Regions from separate parts of the Homo sapiens genome. Here regions 2 and 3 are each linked to region 1. Evidence: chromatin loops called from intact Hi-C (ENCODE). Cell type or tissue: heart left ventricle. All regions are shown on one strand.

What was found. A loop is a pair of places that touch in the nucleus more often than their neighbours do. Peaks named below come from ENCODE experiments on the same cell type or tissue, not always from the same donor. Only the 100,000 strongest peaks of a DNase experiment are listed, where the experiment ranks them.
Region 2: it touches region 1 in a loop (4-fold over the local background); 2 of 110 quality-filtered maps call a loop at or near these places.
Region 3: it touches region 1 in a loop (2.7-fold over the local background); 61 of 110 quality-filtered maps call a loop at or near these places.

What each region holds. Positions count from the first base shown.
Region 1 is chr11:44,936,292-44,944,291 of GRCh38, forward strand. TP53I11 (tumor protein p53 inducible protein 11) reads right to left here. Exons shown (of 7, transcript NM_006034.5): 2 at 1,916-2,075; 3 at 1,264-1,322; 4 at 1,013-1,061; 5 at 512-608. The coding sequence starts at 2,044. Among named protein-coding and RNA genes, the nearest start is that of TP53I11, 11 kb to the right of the region's middle. RefSeq lists enhancers at 32-632, 2,203-2,916, 7,023-7,671 and a silencer at 397-486. In heart left ventricle, a CTCF peak has its summit at 3,529; a DNase peak (open chromatin) is centred at 350; H3K27ac peaks cover 1,341 bases.
Region 2 is chr11:44,870,277-44,878,276 of GRCh38, forward strand. The region is part of intron 3 of TSPAN18 (tetraspanin 18); the gene reads left to right. Among named protein-coding and RNA genes, the nearest start is that of TP53I11, 77 kb to the right of the region's middle. In heart left ventricle, no CTCF peak of the experiment used is centred here; no DNase peak of the experiment used is centred here.
Region 3 is chr11:45,289,014-45,297,013 of GRCh38, forward strand. No RefSeq gene overlaps it. Among named protein-coding and RNA genes, the nearest start is that of SYT13, 6.7 kb to the left of the region's middle. In heart left ventricle, a CTCF peak has its summit at 4,759 (motif pointing left); a DNase peak (open chromatin) is centred at 4,728; H3K27me3 peaks cover 1,795 bases.

The DNA of each region.
Region 1 (8,000 bases):
GCCATAGAATATTTCGTAGAAATAGAGGCATATTACCTATGCTGAGCTTTAAAAATTGTAATTCCAAATCCTAACGTGTGCATCTCAGGTTAGAGAGGAAACAGAAGTGGTTCAAACAGAAGTGGCTCTGGGGATAAAATAGGGGGGGTGCGAGGGGTTTTGCAGACACTGAATTGATCTGCCTCTCCTCTAGGCTGTGAATTCCTAGAGGCTGGGCCTGGGCTTCCTCCATCTCTGTACCACAACGCCCAGAGGCAGTGCACACACTTATGAGCGCTCCTTGCAGATGGTGGCGACTGCAAGCTCCAACCCACTGGGTGTATTCCACCAATGGCCACAAGATGGCAGCACATCCCCAGCAGAGAGCTTCATCAGAGGCCGGGGTGTGGGCGCAGCATCTGGCCGAAGAAAGGAAGGGGTGCCCGGGCACGGACCCCCGTGCTCTCCTCAGCCCCGCTGGGTCTCCCAGCTGCCCGTCGCCTCCCCCAGGGCCCGCCCCAGCAGTACTCACTGAGGAGGGCACCGCCGTAGAGGCGGATGGGGGTCTTGCTGGTCACCTGGGCTCCATCAAAGACCGCATCATAGAGCTGGTCAGGGAAGGCAAGCGCCTGCGGGCAGCGAGAGGGGCTCAGAGGTCCCGCTTGGGAGAGGGTGGGGGGTGACAGCTGATGCTTCCCACAGACGTCTTCCTTCCCCGCCAGGAGCAGGATCAGCATCCTTGGGGGCAGTCCAGGGTCTGGACCCAATTGTCCCCACCCGCCCCCATGCCAGGACAGAAAACTCCAGGGTTCCTGGGAGAAGGAGTCAGGCCACAAACCATGGGATCTAGTGTGCTCCTGGAGAAGGCACAGGCGTGGCAGTGTAGGAGTCAGGTTCTCGGAGGCAGCCCCAGAGCCTGACAGATGGGCCCCTGCACGAGGGGCCAGGATGGAGGAGGCACCTCTGGTGAGCCAGAGAAGGGCTGAGGGAGCCACACGGGGCCAGATCTCAGGGGCTGGGGGTGGGGGCTCACCATGATGGCAATGCCGGAGAAGAGCACAGCAGAGACGAACTGCCAGACCCTGGGAGGCGTGGAAAGAAGATCACAGCCCTGCCCCAGGGGACCCTCCCCTCTCCAGCCCAGATCCCCAGGGATGGCAGCTTTGGGGAAGGTAATGAGACAAAATAAAATCCAGGGACCAGGCCAAATGAGGTGAGGTCTTATGCATTCTGCCCCACCGCCGCAGGCCTTCCCCTCCCCCAAAAAGTCAGGTAAATGCTCACCTGAGCCCCAAAGGCTCCCGAATGGTAAACTTGATTTCATTGCCTAAGACCTGGCTGATCTGTGGACAGAGGGGGTCAGAGGCAACCAGGGTGAGGGCAGCTCTCAGCGCCCCCACTCGCTCATCCTCCCAGAGCCCTGCACACCCAGGGACCAGCCTGGGCACCTCAGCTTGGCCAAAGGTTCCCCCAGGTGGGGAGGGTCACATGAGGCCACCCCCTCTCCTGCTTCCCCTTGACACTAGGATTTAAAAGAAGCTGAAAATATGATGGTGACGTATGAAAGCTCAGGGCTCTGCCAAATGCAGACTTGAAGCCTGGTCCTGCCACTTACCGGTGTGGCCTTGGGCAAGTTGCCTAACCTCTCTGAGCCTTTGTTTCCTCATCTATAAAATGGGTGAATGATTTTACAGTATCTGCATCTTCTAGTGCCAACAAGAAGATTTAAAAAGCAACTGCTGGAAAACCGGGCACGTAATAGGCACTTAATTCTAATGATCTCGTTATTCCCCTGGCATTGCTGTTACATTTCTAGGAAAATCAGCTAAGTCCTAGAACTCCTGCGGCTACCTGGGCCTGGGCTAACCTTCTCCCCTAATGGTGGGTCAGCCTGGCCTCCCCAGTGGGTGCCGGAGGCCCCTGCTCTGCACCCCACCTTGGAGCGATGCACCTCCCCGTCGTCATCCTCCCCGCCCACGCCGAGGATCTTGCGGGTCTTCAGGCGGCTCACGAGGTCCGTCTGGCTGTGCTTCTTCATCAGAGGCGGGGGCTGCTTGGCCGCCATCTTCTCCTCCAGCCCGGCCTCTGCAGAAGGGCTGAGGGGAGACACCGGCCTCAGGCCACAGTTCCTACCCAGCTTCCAGACCCTAGGGGAAGGGGCCTGACTAGCGGAAGGCCACACCCCACACCAGGCCTGCTGAGGCCTCCCCACGAGCCCAGGGCAGTAGGGGGAGTACAGCTGGCTTCCTTGTCAAATGGGTTGAGGAAATGCTCTCCAGGCCCCTGAGGCTCTGGGAGCTGGTCTGCTGTAGGTGGACACAGCACACCCCATCTGACAGGTTGCATGGTGCCTTAGAGCCAGCCCTGGAGGCATAGGGCCCAGGAGAGGGCATTTGGGTCTGGATGGCGGCCACATCCAAGCTTCCTGGGGGGATGGGGAGGAAAGGAGCCTGGATTCATGGGGCAAATGAGGTTTAGAAAAGGGGAGGGTCTGTCCAAGCCTGGGGCAGGGGCTTCTGAGTTCTGGGGTTTGGGCCCCCACCAAACTTCTGCCCAATCCTGCAAGCCGGTGAGCCCCTCTCCCGTCTCCCTGCCACCCCCCTTCAAACCTGCCAAGACCAAAGAAGGGGAGGGGGTGCCCTCATACCCAGCAGAGCCAGAGAAGGCTGCCAGGGGTGTTGACGGGGACACTAAGGTGGTCTAGATTCCCTGCTCAGGCCTTGCCCTCCCGGCCATCAGCCCCCCACCAGCCCCTCCCGGCACCCCAGGTCTGCCCATGATCCTCCCCAGCCCCCCACTCCCCCACCGCCAGCAACATCTTGGACCAGGTTGGGAGCACCTACTGCGTGCCAGCCCCTGTGCTGGGCAACTGAGATGCAGAAAGAAGCTGAGTACCTGTCGCGTCCTCAGTCAGCCAAATCTATGCAGAGGAGACAGCAGTGTAAACGGGGTGAGGTGAAGCCTCAGAGGCTGGCTCCGGGGTGGCCCTGGCTTCTCTAATCACAGCTGCCCTGCAAGATGGGCGCTATTGACGGCCACGCTGCAAATGAGGAAACCAAGCTCCCGGGGTTTCAATGCCAACCAAGGTGAATAACGGTCGTGCCACTTCCTACCTCGGACCACTTCCAGAATCTCATTCCCACTTGCACCCACCCTCTGGCAAGGCAGAAAAGCCATCCCCATCTACAGACAGGGTCAGAAGCCACTGGGCCCTCTAGCAGGGGACCCTGCTGTCTCAGTGCCCTGTGGCCCCAGGCAAATCTCACCCTCCTGCCCCAGCCAGGGCTGCCAGAGGCAGAGTGCGGGGATGTCCCCGGGTCACCTCCCATTTTTGAGCCTCCTGGTGTCTTAAAATAAAGCACCCGAACAAATATCAGAACACAGTTTCAAACTGTGGGGTCTGTGAATAATGTGGCTGTAGACCGGATCAACTAGGGAGGCAGTATACCATGTCGCATTGGGAAAAAAAACTGCAAAAGTTGCTATTGGCGGTCTTTAGTGAGTGTGATGTCATTTCCAGGCCAAACTACCCTCCTACGCCCCCTGGCTTTAGTTCCTCATCCACAAAAAGGAGTGGATACGCCTTTCTCCTCCCCACACACAGGCCCCATGGTGAAAGGAGACAGCGGCGGGTGGTAACTGTGACGGCAGTCCCACACCCGGCACACAAGAGACTCCCGGTTAATGCTTCGGTGTGTGCCAGCCATCAGGACAGGAGGCCAACCCTACCCTGCCAGGGAAGCCAGGGCCTAACCTTTCATCACCCGGCTCCTGGAGGGCCCAGGACGCCGTCCTGACACCTCAGCTGCTAGCCACTGCCTTCTGGTGAACCCAGATAGAAGCTACAATTAGCCACGTCCCTCCCGTGGCCAGGCGAGGCTGCCCTGAAAGTCACTAAGCCACTGGTGAGAACCGGGTCCTTCACCTGTTCCTCAGCCAAGGATGTTGCCTGGCCCACGCCCTTCCTCTTCCAGCCTCCCCATGGCCTTTTATCTTTTAATACATACAGCAAAATTGACGGGCTTCAGTTGTGCAGTTATTTGAATGTTAGCACACGTATAGATTTTTGTAGCCACCAGCTCCAGATCAAGACAACGAGCAGTTCCATCACCCCAAAAACTCCCTGGCGCTGGCCACTCCCTCCCCTCACACCTCCACCCTGGCAACCACTGATCTATTCTCTGACACTATGGCTTTTGTGTTTTCAAATATGCCATGTAAGTGGAATGATAAAGCGTAGAACCTTTTGAGGCTGGCTCCTGTCATTGAGCAGAATGCCTTTGAGATTCCTCCAAGTCACTGTGTGTATCAAGAGTCCGCTCCTTTTTATTGGAGAGCAGTATTCCCTGGGGTACGTGTAACAGCTTGTTTATCCATTCGGTCACTGAAGGCCATGTGGGTTGTTTCCAGTTGTTGATGATTATGAATAGAGCTGCTACAAACCCGCGTTTCTGTGGGACCGTAAGTTTTCATTTCTCTATGTAAATGCCAGGGGTGGAATTGCTGAGCTGTGTGGTACATCCCTGTTGGACTTTCAGAGAAAGCATCAAACTGTTTCCCAGAGCAGCCATGCCACTGCGTGTCCCTGGCAATGCAGTAGTGTTCCAGTTCCTCCACATCCTCACCAACACTCGGTAAGGTCGGTCTTTATTTCAGCCCTTCTACGAGCTCCTCCTGGCTGGTTAACCCCTCTCCCAGGCCAGACGTGCTGCCTCCCTCAGTCCTGCCTTACCTCTTCCTGCTGTGTGGCCTTGTGCTCTGAGTCTCGGTTTCCTCATCTGTGAAATGGAGCCATCATTCCCACTTCCTAGGGAGCCCGGGGCAAAAAGAAAAGCTCAGAGCACTCAGCAAAACACCTGCACATTTGCCTGAGGAATCCGCACTTAGTGAGGTCTACTGTGAGCAAGGTACATGGGTGGTGGGACAGGCCCCCTATCCTGAAAGAGCTCCCAGCCTTGGCCGGGGGAGGGGGCGCTGATCTGCTAGCCACTGATTAGAGCAAGTTACTTTTCCTCTCTGAGCTCCGGGGTCCTCATCTGTGAAACGAAAACAGCCAACCTCACTTTTCCCCTACAGCTGGTCTCAGGAGAAACAAAATAATGGACAGACAGTGCTTTAGAAAGAGCCAGCTCACTGCTCAAGCCAGAAGGCCTAATGGGTAAGTGCTTAACTGCTGAGGACGCTCCCTGGATTTGAATCCCAGATCCATCACTGCCTGGCTGTGTGCCCGTGGGCAGGTCAGTCACTTAACCTCTACGTGCCTCAGTCTTCCCAGGTGTAGTTGGGAAAATAAGGTGTCCTATCTTATAGAGATACTGTGAGAATAAAAGCTGTAATCTCCATGAAGCCATGGGGAAGTGCCTGGCCCACAGCAAGTCCCCAGTGAAGACAGGCAATTATCAGACACAGACACTGCCACCCTCCCCAGGCCTCCCATGTGGCAGTGGCACCAGGATGGAGGCCATGGAGGAGTAGGAAATGGATCTAACTAACACTTCTTAACTTCTCCGCCCCACTGGGCAAAGCCCCAGATCTCAGTCCCCGGGCACAAGGCTGGCGCTCAGCCACTGCCCACCAGGCCCAGGCTGTGTCCACGGCCCACCTCCGAGGGGCAGAAGCTTCCAGGCATTGGATGCATTGCTTTCCTCTGCCTGCTGACCCCTCTCCACCAACACATGCACACACACGCACACTGCACACACAGTACACACACACACACACCACATATACACACCATACTCACGCCACACACACACCACACACCACACACATACACACCACACACACCACACACATACCACACACACACCATACAAACTACACACACCACACAATACGTGCACACACACGCCACACAAACCCACCACACATACATCACACACACCCACCATACACAATGCACACACAAAACACACACACACCACACATACCCACCACGCACACACACCCACCACACACCTACCACACACCACACACACCCACACACTACACACACCCACCACACACATCACACACACCACATACCACACACCACACCCACACCACACATTACACACCATAGACACCACACACACACACCCCCACAACACACCACACACAACCATACACACACACCACACAAACCACAAACACCACACACACACCACACACACACACCATACACACACACACACACACACACACACACACACATACACACACAGAGCATTCCCCTCTGCATCCCAGGACGGAGTCAACAACAGCTGCTGCAAATCAACGGCTGTGGGACGTGTCAGTGCCCACCTGCTGGGGCTGGGAAGAGTGGGCACTACAGTGTCCTGGACAGAATTACTCATGGGTGGGACAATCTTCATCCACGGGCACTGCCATCAGACATCTGAGCTGGTGGGAACCACTGTGCCCACCTCCCAAGCCCACCCTAGCAGGGAGGGCATCACTCACAAAGGGCCCATGTGGCCCCACAGAGAAAATGGAATCTTGACCTCCAGGGAGGAGGGCCCCACACCCACCTTCCAGCACAGATAACTGCTCTGAGAACGGCGCTCCACCCCTACTTCACCCCCAGGACTGGGCCCTGCAATGATCAGATCCACCCAGCAGCCCCTCACCTGCCCCACTGGCGAGGCAAGCTGCACACACCCCTGAGGTCTCCCCTTGACCTTTCCTCCCCTTCAGGGCCACTCCAGGTGTTTATTTCAGGCCTAAGTGAGGACAGAAGACTCCACCGTGCACTATGGCCAAACCCCGGCTTTGGGGGCAGGGGACCTGGGTTTGAGTCTTGGCTCTGCCCTCTTGCCAGCTGCATGGCTTTGTGCAAGTCACTACACCTCTCCTAGCCTCAGTTTCCCCTCTTGTGAAATGGGGGTAGTGAGAACGCTCACCTCGCAGACGTGCTGGTGGAGAGAGAAAGAAGGAGTGCACGTGGGCACCCATGGGGAAAGTGCCCTGCCCAGGGAGGAGTCTGGCCCTCCTTCCACTTCCCTTTCTCCACTCAGCCGTGCACAGTGGAAAAAGCCTGCCATCAGTGCTGTGAAGCTTCCTGCTCTGCCCCACTGCCTTCTGAAGGGCCCCCGGGGGTTTCCCCCAGGAGCCAGGCTGCAGGAGGCTGGGGGCAGGGGCAGCAAGGACAGCCACTCCTCCACCCACATCACCTGTCTGGCAAGAAGGGAGGACATGGCTCCTAGGGCCCAGGCCTGGGATCCTGAACCTTTCCCTTCTGCCCTGCCAGCTGCTCTCGCCCACATTCCCGATCAGCCAGCAAACCTTTCAACAGTGGTTCTCATTGCTGACCCTTTACACAAGTGAGAAGGTCCCTGGGACACTCTGTCCCCCCACCATGCTCCTTGTTCCTCCAGGCTATCTTGCACACAGCCCCTCTTCCCAGGGCCCTCCCAGGGCACTGGGTCCTCATCCTCCTCTGGACTCTCACGGGTCTCAGTGTCTGCAGCCACTGGCCACTTATAGCCTCTACTCCTGGTCATTTCACGGCAGTTTGACTCCCCAAGACCAACCAGTCTGAAGGTATGGCTTGTACTGTGCTCCTCCGTGTATCTCCCCGTGAGGCTGGGGTGCACAGCAGGCACTTTGTCAACACAGGTGGAATGAGCAGCTGTCAGGCTAAGCCCAACCAGCACACTCAGAAGCCCACAGGTTAGACGTGGCGGGCTGAGGGGAGGCTGTGCCCCAGGCCACATGGAAGCTGGTGGCATAGGGCAGGAAAGGGCTTTCCAATTAGGCAGAACTGGGTTCAAAAGTGGCCACTCTCTGTTGGTCAGGTGGCCTTAAGCGAGCAGTCTCAGCCCTCAATACAATGGGGATCACACCACAGCGCCTTACTTGCCTTACTCATGGGGTGCTGAAGACTCCAGGAGATGGGGTGCAAATGCTCTTGGCAGAGGACCTGGCAGTGGGGGGTCTGGACAGCCGTGAAGGTTAGAGGACTGGATGAGAACACTGGCCTCTGACATTGCCCCACCTCCTCAGAAAGCTGTGGCATCACTCGCAGGGGAGTGCCCCAGGGC
Region 2 (8,000 bases), 66 kb before region 1:
CCAGTCTACTCTGTGTATCTATAGATTTGCCTTTTCTGGACATTTCATGTAAATGTACTCATACATCATGTGTGGAGGTGGGTGGAGCAGTGTCTGCTCAATGATATGCCTGTCTCCCCACAGCCAGCTAAGGCCAAGGCAGAAGTGTGGTTTCTTTTTAAGAGTTGGAAGAGCTCATCGAGGCCCCTGAGTGCAATTTTTACTTCAGTGCAAGAAAGAAATCCTCGGTACCAATCTCCACACTGAGACCCCTCTGACATCTGCTTGAATACACCTAGTCAGCAGCTCACTACTTGCCAGAGACTACAGGAAATTCTCAGATCCTGATCACATAGAGTGCCAGGCCTGCTGGTGTCATTTGATCTTTGGTTTCATCCTTTGAGATGGAATCATTTTACAGCTCAGGAAATTGTAGCTCAGAAAGGTTGAGGCACTTACCCACAGTCACACAGAGGATGGCTGGATTTAAACCCCACGTCTTTTTTATTTCAAACACATTGTTTAACACCTGCACCACATTTCAGCTGTTAAAGATGTCACTACACTCCATTCTGCTGGGGGACTACTCATCTTTGTATTGGGGTTCACTCTGTCTTATGTTAATGACTTCTACTCATCGTTTCTAGTTTTGCTGACTAGACTCACACAGATCACCAACCTGAGAGTGGAGTGGCATAGAGACTGGAGAGGAGGAAGGAAGCAAGGAGGACTTCCTAGAGGAGGTGATGTCTGAGTTGGGACTTGAAAGATAAGCAGGAATTAATGGGCAGAGCTTGTAGGGAAGAGTTTCCAGGGACTCTTAACTGCCAGCTCTTAAATATTTCACAACTGCTTGAGACTGGAGGGAACTGTCTAGAGTATTTACTCTTGCTGTCTGTCATTTGCAGTTTGGGCTATTATAACAAAATACCATAGACTAGGTGGATTAAACAACAAATATTTATTTCTCAAGATGCTAGAGGCTGGAAGTCTAAGATCAGAGTGCTAGCATGGTAGGGTTCCTGGTGAAGGCCATCTTCGCCTTGTATCTTCATGTGGCAGAGAAAGAGGAAGCAAGCTCTCCTGTCTTTTCTTATAAGGGCACTAATCTTATTCATGAGGGCTCCATCCTCATGACCTAATTACCTCACACCTCCAAATACCATCACATTGGGGATGAGGGTTTCAATATATGAATTTGGGGGGACACAAACATTCAGTCCACAGTACTATTTATTCTTCCCCACACATCACCAGTAAGTGATGGTCCAGCAGCAGTGCTTGATTACCTCCAAAGACAGGGAGCTTACCACCTTACCTGGGAACCTGTTCCATGGTGGAGCAGTTCTGATTCTGCCACGACCAGCAGAACATAGTCAGTCCCTCTTCATACCACCAGCCTTCAGGATGCTGGGCCTGGCAGGCGGGTCCCAGAAGCAGCTTGAAAGTCTTGGCCAAAATGTGCCCTGTTCCTTCATCCATTCTTCCCAATGTGTATTGCTTGCTATAGATGCTGCTCATGCCTGCACACCTGCCTCAGGGATGCCCAGCCCATACCCTTGGACTTGGAGGCAGGTTCAGAGTAGTGGTTAAAAGCCACTCACTATGCCCTCATGCAATCTTTTCTCCATGCACAGAGACAAAGCAAGAGAGGGAGCTCTGTAGTTTCTCTTCCTCTTTTTTTTTGAGACAGAGTCTCGCTGTGTCACCCAGGCTGGAGTGCAGTGACACAATCTCGGCTCACTGCAACCTCTGCCTCCTGGGTTCAAGCAGTTCTCCTGCCTCAGACTCCCGAGTAGCTGGGATTACAGGCACCCACCACCACCACGCCTGGCTAATTTTTTTTTGTATTTTTAGTAGAGACAGGGTTTCGCCATGTTGTCCAGGCTGGTCTCGAACTCCTGACCTCAGGTGATCCACCTGCCTCGACCTCCCAAAGTGCTAGGATTACAGGCATGAGCCACTGTGCCCAGCCTCTTCCTCTTCTTATAAAGATACCAATCCTATCAGATTAAGACCCCATTCTTATGATCTGACTGAACTTCAGTTGCCTCCCTAAAGGTCCTATCTCCAATGAAGTCACGTTGGGGGTTAGGGCATCAACATATGAATTTGGGTGTATGGAAGCATAATTCAGTCCATAGCATGCACCAACCTCATAGGGTTGCCACGAGGATTCACTGAGTGAATGCATGTAAAACATCAAGTGCAGTGCCCGGCACATGCTAAGTGCTGTGCTAGTGTACGCTATCAACAGAGCACTGAGCATTATGGGAGAATCCCCTTTCCATCCTTGCTGCAAGTCTAGACCCTGTGAAAGCCTAATGAATACAGTTCACATGTTATTTAATGATAGCAGGTATCTATATTGTGCTTACTATATGCCAGACTCTGCTTTAATGCTTTACATAAGTTATTGAAGCTTCACAGCAGCCTTATGAGATCTATACTCTTAGTATCCTTATTATACAAAAGGGAACTGAGGCACAGAGAGGTGAAGCAACTTGCCCAAGGTCACACAGCCATCAAGTGCCTAGTAAGTTAATAGCACACAGTTAAATAATATTATAGTTAATATTAAGTAATATTTATTAAGTGCCACCTGCCCAGCCTGGGCACAGGGTGCCTGTGCTTCAGAGGAGATAGATCCATGACCAGGCAGTGGCAGGACTGCATGCTGAGTGTTCCGACAGGGCAGACCCAGGGAACTGTCATGGAGCCCAGGATACCTAGGGCTGTGGCACCTAGCCAGGCCTGGAGAGACACCAGGGAGGGCTTCCTGGAGGTAGGAATGTTTCAGCTGAAGTCAGGAAGAAGATGGTCGAAATGCTTGGATAAGGGGCTGGAGGTGACAGTATGTGGTTGTGGGTTGTTGGAGGACTCAGCCAAAAATTTCCATTCTAAGATATTCCAGTGGTCCCTTGGCAGCACAGGGGCCCTGCATAGCCTAGAGACCCTGGGGTGGCCCAGCACTTCGTGGCAACCTGGGGGTTCCATGTTAGTTCAGGGAATTTCATGGTGGCCCAGATTTTTTTCCAGCACTCAAGGGACCTATGTGGTCTGGGCACACCATGACAGCCCAGAGATTCTGGATAATCCCAGGAATGCCACAGCAGCTTTAGGAAGTTGCAGACATTTTGGACCCTGGGGATTCTGTGACAACCCCAGAGATTGCATGGCAGCTCCAGGGTTCTGTGGCCCTATTCTTGTGGCTGCAGAAAGAACAATATGCAAACTCATAGCAGACAAACCCCTTGACTGGGGACAAAGAAAGCAGCATGGAAGGGACTGTACCCAGTGATGCATTTTACAGGGCTTAAGTCTAAGGAGGAAATTCTAAGGAGATGTGGCTGAAAGCCCAGTCCCTCCAAGGCCTGGGGAAGCTGAGGGGTCTGCACTCCTTAGGGTTTATTTCCTTCTGGGAAGCTGAAAATGAGCCACCTCGAGGAGGTCTGTGGGGAGTGCTGTCCTGACTTGTAGGCATGTGACTTGAAGAGGACTTAGGATGTGCCTGTTACCTGGATACAGAGGCACTGGTCCTCAGAGCCCTCTGAGCAGAGCATGGGGCAGAGCCCAGAGGGAGCTGTTATCTGTGAAGGGAGCTGGCATTCCTGGACCTACAGACATGAGGATTGGCCCCTCAGGGGGCTTATATGATCTGGGCCCTCCCAGGCTGGCATAGCTAGGTTTGTTCCAGCTCTGCCTCTCCAGGCCAGCTGGGTGGCTTCACCTGTCCCCACCTTGGACCCAGCACCCGCAGCCTGGGAATGGCCCTACATCTGTTTCTTAGGGGGCTTCAGGAGTTGAGTGGGGTGGGAAAGACCCCTGTATAAAAGCATGAGGACACATTCCTGCTCCACCATGGAGCCGTGCACTCCTGGGCAAACTCCTTCACACCACTGAGCTTCAATTTCCTCATCTGTAAAAAGGAGATGGGCCTAGCACGGTATGGGACATACAGTAACCAATGTTAGTTTCACCTCCACCTCTTCCGCCTGATTCAGAGATGGCAGCCAGGTGACCTGGGCATGGGGAAAAGGGTGGGTCTCAAGTGGAGGGCCCATCTGGCCCCATAATAGTCAATGGTCTTTGTGCCTTTGCCTCTGGGCAAAACCTCCCTCTTCTACCCTTGGAAGAGCCAGAATGATCACTCCCTGTGCCAGGCACTCGATGTCATTTAGCCCTCCCTCTAACACTGTGAGATAGTACTATAGCAATCCCATTTTACAGACAAGCAAACTGAGGCACAGAGAAGGCAACTCAGCTGTCCCAAGTCACAGAGCAAGGATTCATGCCCGAGTCTATCTTGATTGCAAAGCCTGGCACTAATCACCTCTCTTCCCTGGTATCCTTCTAAAAACACCCCAGGGAGAAAGAGGAAAATGGTGAGATGGGAACCAGCCGGAGAACTAATTGCATGCTTGGTGCCTGGGTAGGGGGACATCTTTGTCCCTCAGGTCTATGGCTGGCCGGGCCTGGCAGTTCCCAGTGGGGAAGCTGTGAGGAGAGGCTGGGGCTGGGTTCCACCCAGGCTGGCTCCTGATCCATTTGAGGATCTTCCAGCCCTCAACAGCATGGAGCCTGCTGAGACCACGCTCCTCCCTTTAGCAACCCTTTTTCAGAGAATTCCACTGGAAGAGGAGGGACGGAAACAGACATAACTGGAGAGAAGGAGGGGTCCCGCAGCCCACAGACCCATTTTGCTTTTCCAACCAAGTGAGAATCAGCATTAAATTGGGGGCAGAGGGGGCAAGACCCACTTCCCCTGCTCCCCCGTAGTTACATCTTCCCCAGGGCTGGAGCAGCAGCTCCATGCAAGAGTGAGAGGCCTTGGACCAGCCCCTTGCAGAGGTACATTCTCCCCCGTGGGGCCCTCCCAGCCCATGTGGGCCTAGAACACCAGACAGCCCAACTCACAGCCAGCTTCTCTGATGCCACTGCCAAATACCAGACCATTTACCAGGCTTTTCCAGAGAGCTGGTGTCCCCAACCAGACCTCTAAGCCTGCAATTAGGCAAGCAGCAGAGGGCTTAGCTTTCTCTGGGTTGTGGGCATTTCGGTGGGAAAGATAAGCTTGGTTTGGATTAAGCTAGAGCATAAAATAATATTTATCCTCAAACAATACTCTCTGGCTGGGAGCAAGTCTGGGCCTTGGGGCTTCGGAGGCTAGGGGCTGCCGAGGGATTTACCACCTCCCTCCAGGTCACCAGGAAATCTTACCTACCGACCTTCCCTCATCCTAGCTGGTTGCACAACCCAATTCACAGTGCTTGCTCTCATTACGAAATGGAATTGAGAAGATGTTACAGCATTCAGCACGTAATTATGTGCAGAGCACTTGCCCTGTGCAAAATTATCTCATCAAATCCTTGTAACTACCTTGGGAGTCGAGCTTATTGTCCCCACATTGATCCAGACTCAAGTCCCAGCTCAGTCATTTCTAGCTCTTGGCCTCAGAGAAGTGGCTTCATTTCCTGTGAGCCTCAGTTTTTTGCCTGTAAAATGGGAGTGATAATAGCTTTCTAAAGTGTGCTTAGGAAGATGAGCTAGGATTTATATAAAACGCCTCATCCGTGCCCTGGTGCCATAGTAGTACTTAATGAATGGTAGGTGATATTATAAAATCTTAGTGTTTCTGGTAAAATAGGCCTCAGGTATGTGAAACAACCTGGCTGGAGTCACAGAGCTATTCAGTGGCAAAGCTGAGATTCAGACCCCAGGTGGTGGGCCCTGTGGGAGCCAGGCCTCCAACCAACTGGTCAGGAAAAGGCCCAGGCAAGAGCTAGCCTGGCCTGCATGGGGCTGGGGGTACCACTCAGACACAGCCTGGAGCTCCGGAGAGGAAGGACCCCTGTGCTTCCTGTCCCCAGTCCCCTTTTGTGGAACAAAAGTTCTTCTGTTTTCTGTTCCTTATCCCATACCTCAGTGACCTGTGCCCCGGGGACTGGGAGAAGATCACCCTGGCTCATTCCCCAGATGAACAAAGGTGGGTCAATGCTGTCTCTGAGAGGACAGGGGCTGACTCCAGGGAGGCGGGTGTTATGTGTCAAATAGGGTGTGTGCCAGCGTCCCCAGCCTGGACACTGTAGAAGGCACTCCTCTGAGTTTTAGTGACCTTCGCCACATGTGACCTTGCTGTGTGGCCTGAGGAGATCCCTGTCCCTCTCTGGTCTTTGTTTTCTTATCTCCAAAGTAAAGGCATTGGAAGTAAACAGAAGGGACCACTGCTTAGGCTGGAGAAATCAGGGAAGGCTTCATGGCTGAGGAGACATCAAGCTGGGCCTTGGAGTGTGAGAAGGAGTTTTCCAGGCTGACCAAGGAAGAAAAGGTATTGCAGGCCCAGGTTGTAGCACCATCAAAGACACGGTAACATCAGAGTATGGGGTTTAAGTGGTGGGTGGCTCTTTTACAATGATTTGTTTTAATTACATAAATAATACATGTTCCTTGTTGTAAAAAATAGAAATCATTTGAGTATGAAGAATAAGATAAAAATCACCAACAGTCAGCTACTCTTTGGTACTGCTTCAGCTTTTTTTAACATGATTGGGAAAGTGGCTTGTAAGCTCCCTGATATATGGAGACTCTCAGCTTCTGGGCAGGCAGCAAAGAATAAAGAATTGTCTTCTGGAAGCAGAGCCAGGCCACAAGTCCCAGACAGACAGACAGGGTTTCACGGAGCTGGGACTGGGAAGAGCCCACCAGGAGCATTGGTGCCTCCTCCCCCAGGCCCCTGCAGAGCCTGCAGCGGACGCCAGGATGGAGGGACTTCTCCGCCTCTGAGGAAAGGAGGCCCAGAGGGAGGATCTTTGTGTGCACAAATGCAGCCTGTGGGAAGGGCCATGCACTGCCGCTTCTGGAAGTCCCTGGGCCTGTCAGCTGACAAAAGTGGCCATCCCGCTGCCAAACAGTCGAGGGGTCCCCATAATGGCTTCACTGTGGTTTCCTACGACGTCTGCAGGGTATGGCAGGCTGGGGCGGGAGCCCGATGACATTGTGAAGTCACTACTGTGATCTTGCCAGTTCTCCAGCGCTGCCTTTAAAATGTGGTTCATCTAATGGACATTGGGTGGGGTTGGGCAGGGGCAGTGTATGGCCCAGGAAGAGTGACCTGGAGTGGTCTGTCCATGGTCATTCGAGGGGAGAGGTGCAGGCTGCAGGGATCTCAGGGTCCATTCCTTGGGCTCCTGGCCCCGTTCTCCCATCCCCAACACAGAGAACGTTTTCTAGAAGCCTCAGCCAGGACCCGCTCAACTAAATAAAGGAGTGAAAGCAGCCCATGAGGACCCCCCGCCTCTGCTCCTCTGTTAGATCATCTCCCCGGGTGTCCAAGCATCTGGGGCCTCAGAAAGCCAGAAAGGGAGGGGACGGGGAGAAACAGCCAGGTTATGGTGACCACCTGAGCCACCATCATCTTGGCTACGAAAATAGGATGGGTTGTTCCACTTCGCCCACAGCCCCTGTGAAGCCTGTTAACGGTAATTACGAAGTTAGGAGAAATTCCCAGGCCTCCTAATTAGTGTGAATAGGGGCTGGGTAAGCTAGTCGTGGGAAAATAGATGTCTTTGTTTGCATTCTTAAGAGGAGACCACGGCTTTCTACCTTTAGGTGTAATAGAGCTTGGCTCTCTTCTCTCCCTCTCCCCACTGCTCCTGGCCTAATACCCTGTACTGTGGACAGGCACATAGTTGCACATACCCACTCACCACCATATCTCCTGTGTGTGTGCACGTGCACACACACAGACACACGCACACACAGAAGCACAATAGACTGCATCTTTCCATCCTGAATTAAGACGTCATCTGGCAAAACAAACACCAAAAACCAAACAGCATTTCAGCCATGCTTCCGGCCCCACTGACAATACCATTAAATGCCCCTTCCCCCAGCTCCACCCCAGACACCCCAGGGGACTCCTTCCCAGGCCTCCCCAGATTAGACTGTGTTAACAAACCATTACGTGTTCCAATTAGAGCGGCAGCGGACCTGGCTGGCCGGGCGTGTAAGAACGCTCTCCT
Region 3 (8,000 bases), 350 kb after region 1:
AGACAGAGCAAGATGCTTAGGAGGCATCTACGAGGCTGAGGGATGGATCTTTGAAGGTTCCCCAGCCTCTTGATGAAATGTTCCCATTGTTATTTTGATCAATATTGTACATGTTAGATGTTTAAATATTCTGAATAATCACTCTGAACTTCTAAGGTACTAAAATGCTTTTATCTGGAGAAAAGGATTTCAAATATAGGAGGTTCTCTTATTTAGCAAACATTTGTGGTGTCTACATATGGTGCTATGCAGGAGGGAGGAAAATATACCAGCGGAATAACTGAATTTTAACATTGCAACGATTTCAGATATCACCTGTGGAATCCTTTTATTTTACCAATAAGGAAACGGAGATTCAGAGACATCATGGCTTGCCCAAAGAGTAGGAGTTAATGACAACTGGGATGGTGTTTTAGGTCAGGGTAAACTGGATTCTGCTGCAGTAACAAATAACTCAAAATGTCAGAGATGAACTCAATAAAAGCGTACATCTCCCTCCTTTCTCAATTGAAGGAGGGTCAGATGACTCATTTGGTCAGCTCTTCTCCAGTTGGTGACTCAGGAATCTGGGCTGCTTCTGTCTTGTGATTCCTTCACTTCCAGCCATGCAGGGAAGAGAAAGAGACTTGAGGACTACTTGTGGCATTCTAGAGGACATGGCTGGAAATGGAGGACACAGAGCACCCCATTCCACTGGCCAGAATTTGGTAACAGGACAAATGTAACAGCAAGAGAGGCTGGGAAATGCAGAGGAGAATGTGGAGATGTGTGAGCAAAAGTACTCCTGCCACAGAAGCCAGAGCCTTGTCTAGTGTATATTTCTCTAATTTATTCACTCATTCAGCAGATGTGAGTTTCTATGACCAGGTACTGTGCCAGGTGATACAGCAAAGAGAGTGAGTAAAACCAGGCATGGTCTCTCTTGCCATGGAAAGTTTATATTCCCATGGGGAAGACGGGTGCTCATCATTCATCACACGTGTCAAATTACAAATGTGATACAGGCTAAGAAGAAAAGGTGAATGTTAGAGACTTGACTTGTTCAGAAATATCACAGAAGGCTTCCTGGAAGAAGTAAGAATTGAGCTGAGGTGTTGAAGAATAGAGTTAACTCAGCAAAGAAAGAGGGGAGAGCGTGCCAGGCAGAACAACAGCATGTTCAGCGGTCCTGTGATGGAACAGCACAGTGGGGATGGAGCAGCGGTGGACTGACCAATCAGCTCTCCAGAAAAAAAAAATAGGATTTTTAGCATTTGTTGATTTTTCTGGTATAAAGTAACCCCACCATGGTCGATTTCCAGCTACCAACAAATTCCTGAATATTTCCCATTGGCTCTTGTGAGCTTGGAGGAGCCAGTTTCAGCACACAACTAGGAGAGTGTGACTGAGCCTGAAGGAAGAAACAGGGGCCAGACAACAGGGCTCAGAGGCCATAGTGGAAAGCCATTGCATGTTTTTAGGCAAAGGAGTGTGATATAATCAGAATTGTGTTTTTAAAAGATTCCTGGCCAGGTGCAGTGGCTCATGTCTATAATCCCAGCACTTTGGGAGGCTGAGGTGGGCAGATTGCTTGAGTCCAGGAGTTCAGTATCACCCTGGGTAACATGGGGAAACCCTGTCTCTAAAAAAAAAAAAAAGATTCCTCTGGCTAAAGTGTTGGAAGGATTGGGGAGGAACAAAGTGACAAAGTGGGTGCTGGTGGACTAAAGAGGAAGGCATAGCGGGCACCCAGGGAGAGAGGCCATGCTTCCCTTCAGGAATGAGGAGTTCATGGCAGGCTGAAATTGTTGACAGCAGAAGGAGAGGGCAGGTACAGTGTGGGCAAGTTACTTTTCCTCTCTGGCCCCCAGTTTTCATCTCTGTGCTGCTAGCTCTCTCATTTGATGACTTTGCAGGTTCTCCAAGCTGGACCATGACTGACTGGGTGTTCCCCAAGCCCAAGTCCCTTGCCAAAGGTGAGATGTGCAGGAGGAAGTTGCCTGGGATAAGGGGTGGAAATTCTGAGCCCCACAGCAGGTCTTGCAGAGCCCAGGAGAAAAGAGATACTGACAGTGAGGAGAGTAAGTAGCGCAGCTCAGTCCAGACCCAGGTGTGAGGTCCGCTCCCAGAACTCCCGTTGCTGATTCTGAGCAATTCTGGGCTGTATCTTAAGGCACAAAGGAGAAAGGGGAAAAAGAGACTGGGGAGGCCTGATCCAGAAATCCAAGTCTTTGAATAGCAGGAAACTCTTCTGGTGTTGCAGCAAATTAAAGTGTTACTGTATTAACCACTAGGTAATCAGCTGCCCTGGAATGGACTTTTCAACAATGCAGGATTCTTTCAAATCCTAATTCCATCTCAGCACAAGATAAAGCCACACTTTCTAGTGCTCATGGGCATGGCTCCTTGATTCCCTTCCATTTATTCTGAAGCTAATCTAAAGGCTCCAGTTGGTTATAGGCTTCTGGAGTGTACAACAATTACAAGACATCGTCTGAAGGATTTTGCCTGCCATATGAGAAGGAAGGTTAGCATTTTTTTTTTTTTTTTTTTTCAGAAATGAGGTGCTTAACCTGGTGGGGCTCATGTGAATATAATAAAAGCAATTCTCTTTTCCAGAAGAATGTCTGAATGTTATATATATATAATTTCGTATGTAACTCTAAATTGTTCAAGGATCATATGATGCCTTGAACCGCAGATTAGAAGTTTCTAGAGTGGTTGAAAGAAGAGTGGACTTGAAATAAGAAGAAATGGGTTCAAATCCTTTGTCTTTGTGTGTACTAAGCAGTGTGATTCATTGGCAAAGTAACCTTGATATTTTGGAGCCTTACTTTTCTTATTGGTAAAATAGGGGCAGTCATCTCTACTTTATAGGGATGTTGTGAGGATGGCCTAAAGCGTAGTGCTGTACAAATAACAGGATTCTCAATTAATGTTAATTTTAAAATTCAAATGATCTCATTTGTTCCTGACCCTCTAATTTCTTAATAAAGCATCTTGGCTTAGTGAAAATAGTGGGTATTGAAGTCCCACAGGTATGTGTTATTCTAGCTCTATTGCTTATTAGCTGGGAGTCTCTGGATGGACGAATTAGCTTAAACTGATTAAACTTTCATTTATTTGCAGAAAGTGGGTGATAAATGATTTGGAAATGTGGTTGCAATTATTCCCTTTCCTGTGTCCACACCCTTTTGCAATGTGACTTTGCAAAGAGGTTGAGTCTATTGATCCACTTCTTAATCTGGGCTGGCCTTGTGATTTGTTTTGGCTAATTGACTGTGGTGGAAGTCACATCGTGCCAAATTCTAAGCCTAGGTCTTGAGAGATCCTGGAAGATTCCATTCTCCATCATAGAATCCTGCCCAGCCACCATGTAAAGAAGCCCAAACTATCTTGTAGGAGGATGAGAGATTAAGTGAGCTTGTTATTCCCATGACCCCAACGCAAGCCAGTTCCCGGAATCAGAGCTCATGACTGAATCCGGATAAAACTAGAAAACCCACCCCGCTGAGCCCAGCCAAAGAGCCAACCCACAGAAAAATGAGCTAAATTAAAATTATAAGTCATTTTAAGCCACTAAATTTTAGAGTGCTATGTGTCAAGGGCTGATACAAATGGGGAGATGATAGTCTCCTTGACAGGATTGCTGTGAAAATACGTAGCGCTAATTTCTGTAAGCGTAGGGCCTGGCACATGGAAGCTGCACAACAAATGGCTTGGATTATCATTCCTGGTTCCCAAAGGCAGTGTTACCAGTACTTCCAGCAATGCCTAATAGATACACCAGCTCATTAACAATTGTACAAGAATCAATCTTACAGACTCCAACACTTGAGAAGGGTACAAAATTAGTTCTCTGAACCAACCTCCACTCAACCAACTTTCCAGATTGGCCCAAGCTATCCACTCCTTCTGGAGAACTTGCTGCCTGATGCCCTCAGCCTCTTCTCTCATTGCTCTTTTTCCCCCTCCAATGGAGTCGTCTACTCACTCAAAGAGTTAGTTGTGTCTGTCTCAGTATCTTTTTATGCCAGTTGATCTCATTATTGATTTATAGACTTTAATTAACTGATATGTAAACTAATGACATAGAAGTATAAAGGAAAGTTAGTTCTGTGAGAACTAAGGTGAGTGCTTTGCAAAGACCCATTAGGGTAAGTTGCTTTTAGAACTGCTGTTAAAATAGATATGAGCAAGTTATCTGTAAAAGGTTGGGACAACTCACAAAATTCTAGAAGGACGCTGCCATCAGATTGCCAGGAAAGTGTCTCCAAGTTCTTCCTCTACTGCAGAGAATGCAGGACTGGAAATCATAAATGAGGCATCATGGATATGCACACAAGGTAACAGTGCTAACGTTTATTAAGTGCTTCCTACACATCAGGCTTGGCTCTGAGCATTTTGTCTGTACTAATGTATTTAGAAATTTAAAACGTTTTGACACAGAGTCTAATCATCAAAATTTGGGGAAACTAATGCAAACTATGATTTAGATTAAAATACAATGTTTAAAGTGTGTGTCATTTTGAACTTACAGAAGTATAACCTACAGATGAAAAGTGCATAGGTCATAAGCATAGCATGGTGGATTTTCAAAATGTGAACTCATCTGTTTACCCAGCGCCTAGATCAAAAAATATAATAATAGTCACATCCCCCAAATTCTTCATGTTTTGTTTCTAGGATTCCCCCATTTTAAACGGCATTTTTAGATAGACTGAGCAAGAATACTCTATGGCGGGGAGGAGGAACCACCAGCACTGCCCCACGAATTGGAAGATGCTGCCACCCGGAGGATGTGGAGGGAAATGAATCCTCCCCTAGGTCTTGACTCCCAGTCCTTTTTTTTTTTTTTTTTTTTTTTTTTTCCTTTTGAGACGGAGTCTGGCTTTATTGCCCAGGCTGGAGTGAGTGCAGTGGCACGATCTTGGCTCACTGCAACCTCCACCTCCTGGGTTCAAGCAAACCTCCCGCCTTAGCCTCCCAAGTAACTGGGATTACAGGCGCCTGCCACCACCCCCAGCTAATTTTGTATTTTCAGTAGAGACAGGGTTTCACCATATTGGCCAGGTTGACCTTGAACTCCTGACCTCAGGTGATCCACCCACCTTGGCCTCCCAAACTGCTGGGATTATAGGCGTGAGCCACCATGCCCGGATGACTCCCAGACCTTTACCTCTCCCTATGAGGCCTTCTTTGCCCTTTATGTAAAATTACCAGCTCTCCACCCATTGTCCCATCGCTCCCTGTTCCCCATCGCCTTACTTTTTCAAACCCTTAGCACGTGTCATTATTTAATATTCCTTCTAATTCTCCTTACCTGTCTAATTTATCTTGCTGATGATCTGAGTTCCTCTTCTGGAATAGAGGCCCTAGGAAGGCAGGCGTAGGGCCTGAGTTGTCTAGCAGTGTATCTCCAGCCCTAGAGCAGTGCCTGGCACATCACAGCACTTCAATACATATGTCAAGTGGACAGACAGGAGCCCTGTCCCTGACCCACAGCCCTGCCCTGTGGGCCCTAACCCAAACCCTGAGGCTTCACTGCACCTTCACACACAGCCCCTTTGCAAGCTCACACCACTGCTCCCCTTCTCCCCATACCTTGTGGTGGTGGGGTGGGGGGGCAAAGGGAGAGTCCAGAAACCCCTGGCACTGTGTAAACTGCTCCAGGGCTGAAATGGGAGGAGCCGTGGCCAGAGCCCCTGGCCACTCTATCCTGTGTCATAGCCTGCGCTAGTGGCAGGCAAGCTGGAAACTCTCACTGTGTCGTGGTTAAGCCAGATCAGTCTACCCTCCAGTGAATTCGAGTTCCACAAAGGAACCAGCTGGGTGGCCTCTGACAATGCACTTTATCTTGGTGGGGCTCAGTTTTGCCATCCATTAAATGGAGAGAATGAAGTGATACAATGGGCATGATGTGGTTCACACAATGCCTGGCATGTGGTTGGCACTGTACTATTGGAAATTATTACCACTATTTTGAAGGGTTAGGGCTGAAAGGAAACCTCAAGGTCCTATAGTCCAGGAGAGGCACTTTTCATTGTTATTTGAAAACTCCGCTATAGTTTTATGTGGGAATTCAGAATAAAAGACAGGGTGCTGTGATGGAAAGAAGGTGGGGGAAAGAATCCCCTGGGATCACTGCATCCCCGAGCCCTCCTCCCCACTGTACACACCATCAGCCTCTAGGGACAGTCAGAGCCACCCCCAAAGCAGTGTGAGACCACCGATGGTGATCTACAGCCTCGTTTTACAGATGAGAACACCAAGGTCAAGAGAGGAGATTTCTGAGCTGGCTCCCAGGCCTCCTGACTCTGTCTAGGGTTCACTTCAGGCTCTCTGCTACTTCCCAAGCCATTCATGGGTTTATTTCTCAGCTGGTTAGTGAAGGGCCCAAGGGGAAAGTGAGCTCTTTTCACCTTACTCAAATCAGGGTGGGCTTCCAGATGGAGCAGGAGGAATTTGGGAGACTTTTGACAAAGACTTAATAGCATGTTGGAGAAGGAATCTCAGACCCAAAATCAAACTGGTGAATTTGTGGAACTTTATAGGCAAAGCCAGGGCCAATGTGGTGTCATGGAGCAGATACCAGAGGCAGTTGGGGAATTATTGTGAAAACAGAATCAAATAATCAGTGAGAAGTACTTTGAAGATTGCTTAAGTGCTAGATAAATGACAAGATGTTTATTGTAATCCATATCATCATTACACTTTATGTTAATCAACCGGCCTGGAAGTTAATTCTAATTAGGAAGAGATTCAACACCATGAATAAACATTACTTGGAGTGGTCTGCAAAATGCTGATTTCCAGGCCCCAACTCAAGAGAGGCTGATTCAGGGATCACCCATGGGTCTAGTGTTGAAGATTAATAAAATCTGAACCTTCATCCTTTGCTCCAGTTCTGTCATAAAAACTGAGTTATTTATTTATTGCTCATAACACTAATGACATTTCAAGTCTTGGCCTCAAACTTTCAAGTGTTCATAATTAACATAAACGTCTCAGGAATGAACAAAGGCAACATTCCCTCTCTTTGACAGCTACAGTGAGAGTAAGTTCTTTTCATTTTTTATTTTTGCAAACAATCTGATTAGATGCAGTGTAAAACTGAGATCATTTGTGAGAACATCCATCTTAGTTTCTGTGCAAGATAGAGACATGTGGAATGTGGCTGACTCTCTTCAGGGATGGCCGTGGATTCCTTCACTCCCTTTACATGGAGAGGCAGTGCCCAATTTCCCTCACTTTTGGTGCGAACTGGCCTTGGTGATTTGCTTGGCCAACAGAGTGTGGTAGAAGTGACGTTCTGAAACTTTCTAAACTAGTTCATAGGAAGCCTCTCAACTTCTGCCTGCCTGACCCCACTGGCACCCTCACTCTGTGTGTTCTTTCTCAGAGTTCAGCTTCTTTTTTAAAATTTTTATTTTTATTTTTATTTTTTTGTGGGTAAATATTAGGTGTATATATTTATGGAGTAAATAAGATGTTTTGATATAATATAAGCATGCAATATGAAATAAGAACATCATGGAGAATGGGGTATTCATCCCATCAAGCATTTATGCTTTCAGTTAGAAACAATCCAATTATGTTCCGTAAGTTATTTTAAAATGTGCTATTAAGTTATTATTCACTATACTCACCCTGTTGTGCTATCAGATAGTAGGTCTTATTCATTCTTTCTACTTTTTATGTACCCATTAACCATCCCCATCTCCTCCTTAATCCCCCACTACCCTTCCAAGCCTCTGGTAACAATCCTTTTACTCTATCTCCATGAGTTCAATTGTTTTGATTTTTGGATACCACAAATAAATGAAAACATGCCATGTTTGTCTTTCTGTGCCTGGTTTATTTCACTTAACCATAATGATCTCCAGTTCCATCCATGTAAATGACAGGATCTCATTCTTTTTTATGGCTGAATAGTACTGCATTGTGTATATGTACCACATTTTCTTTATCCATTCATCTGTTGATGGATCCTTAGGTTGCTTCCAAATCTTAGTGCTGTG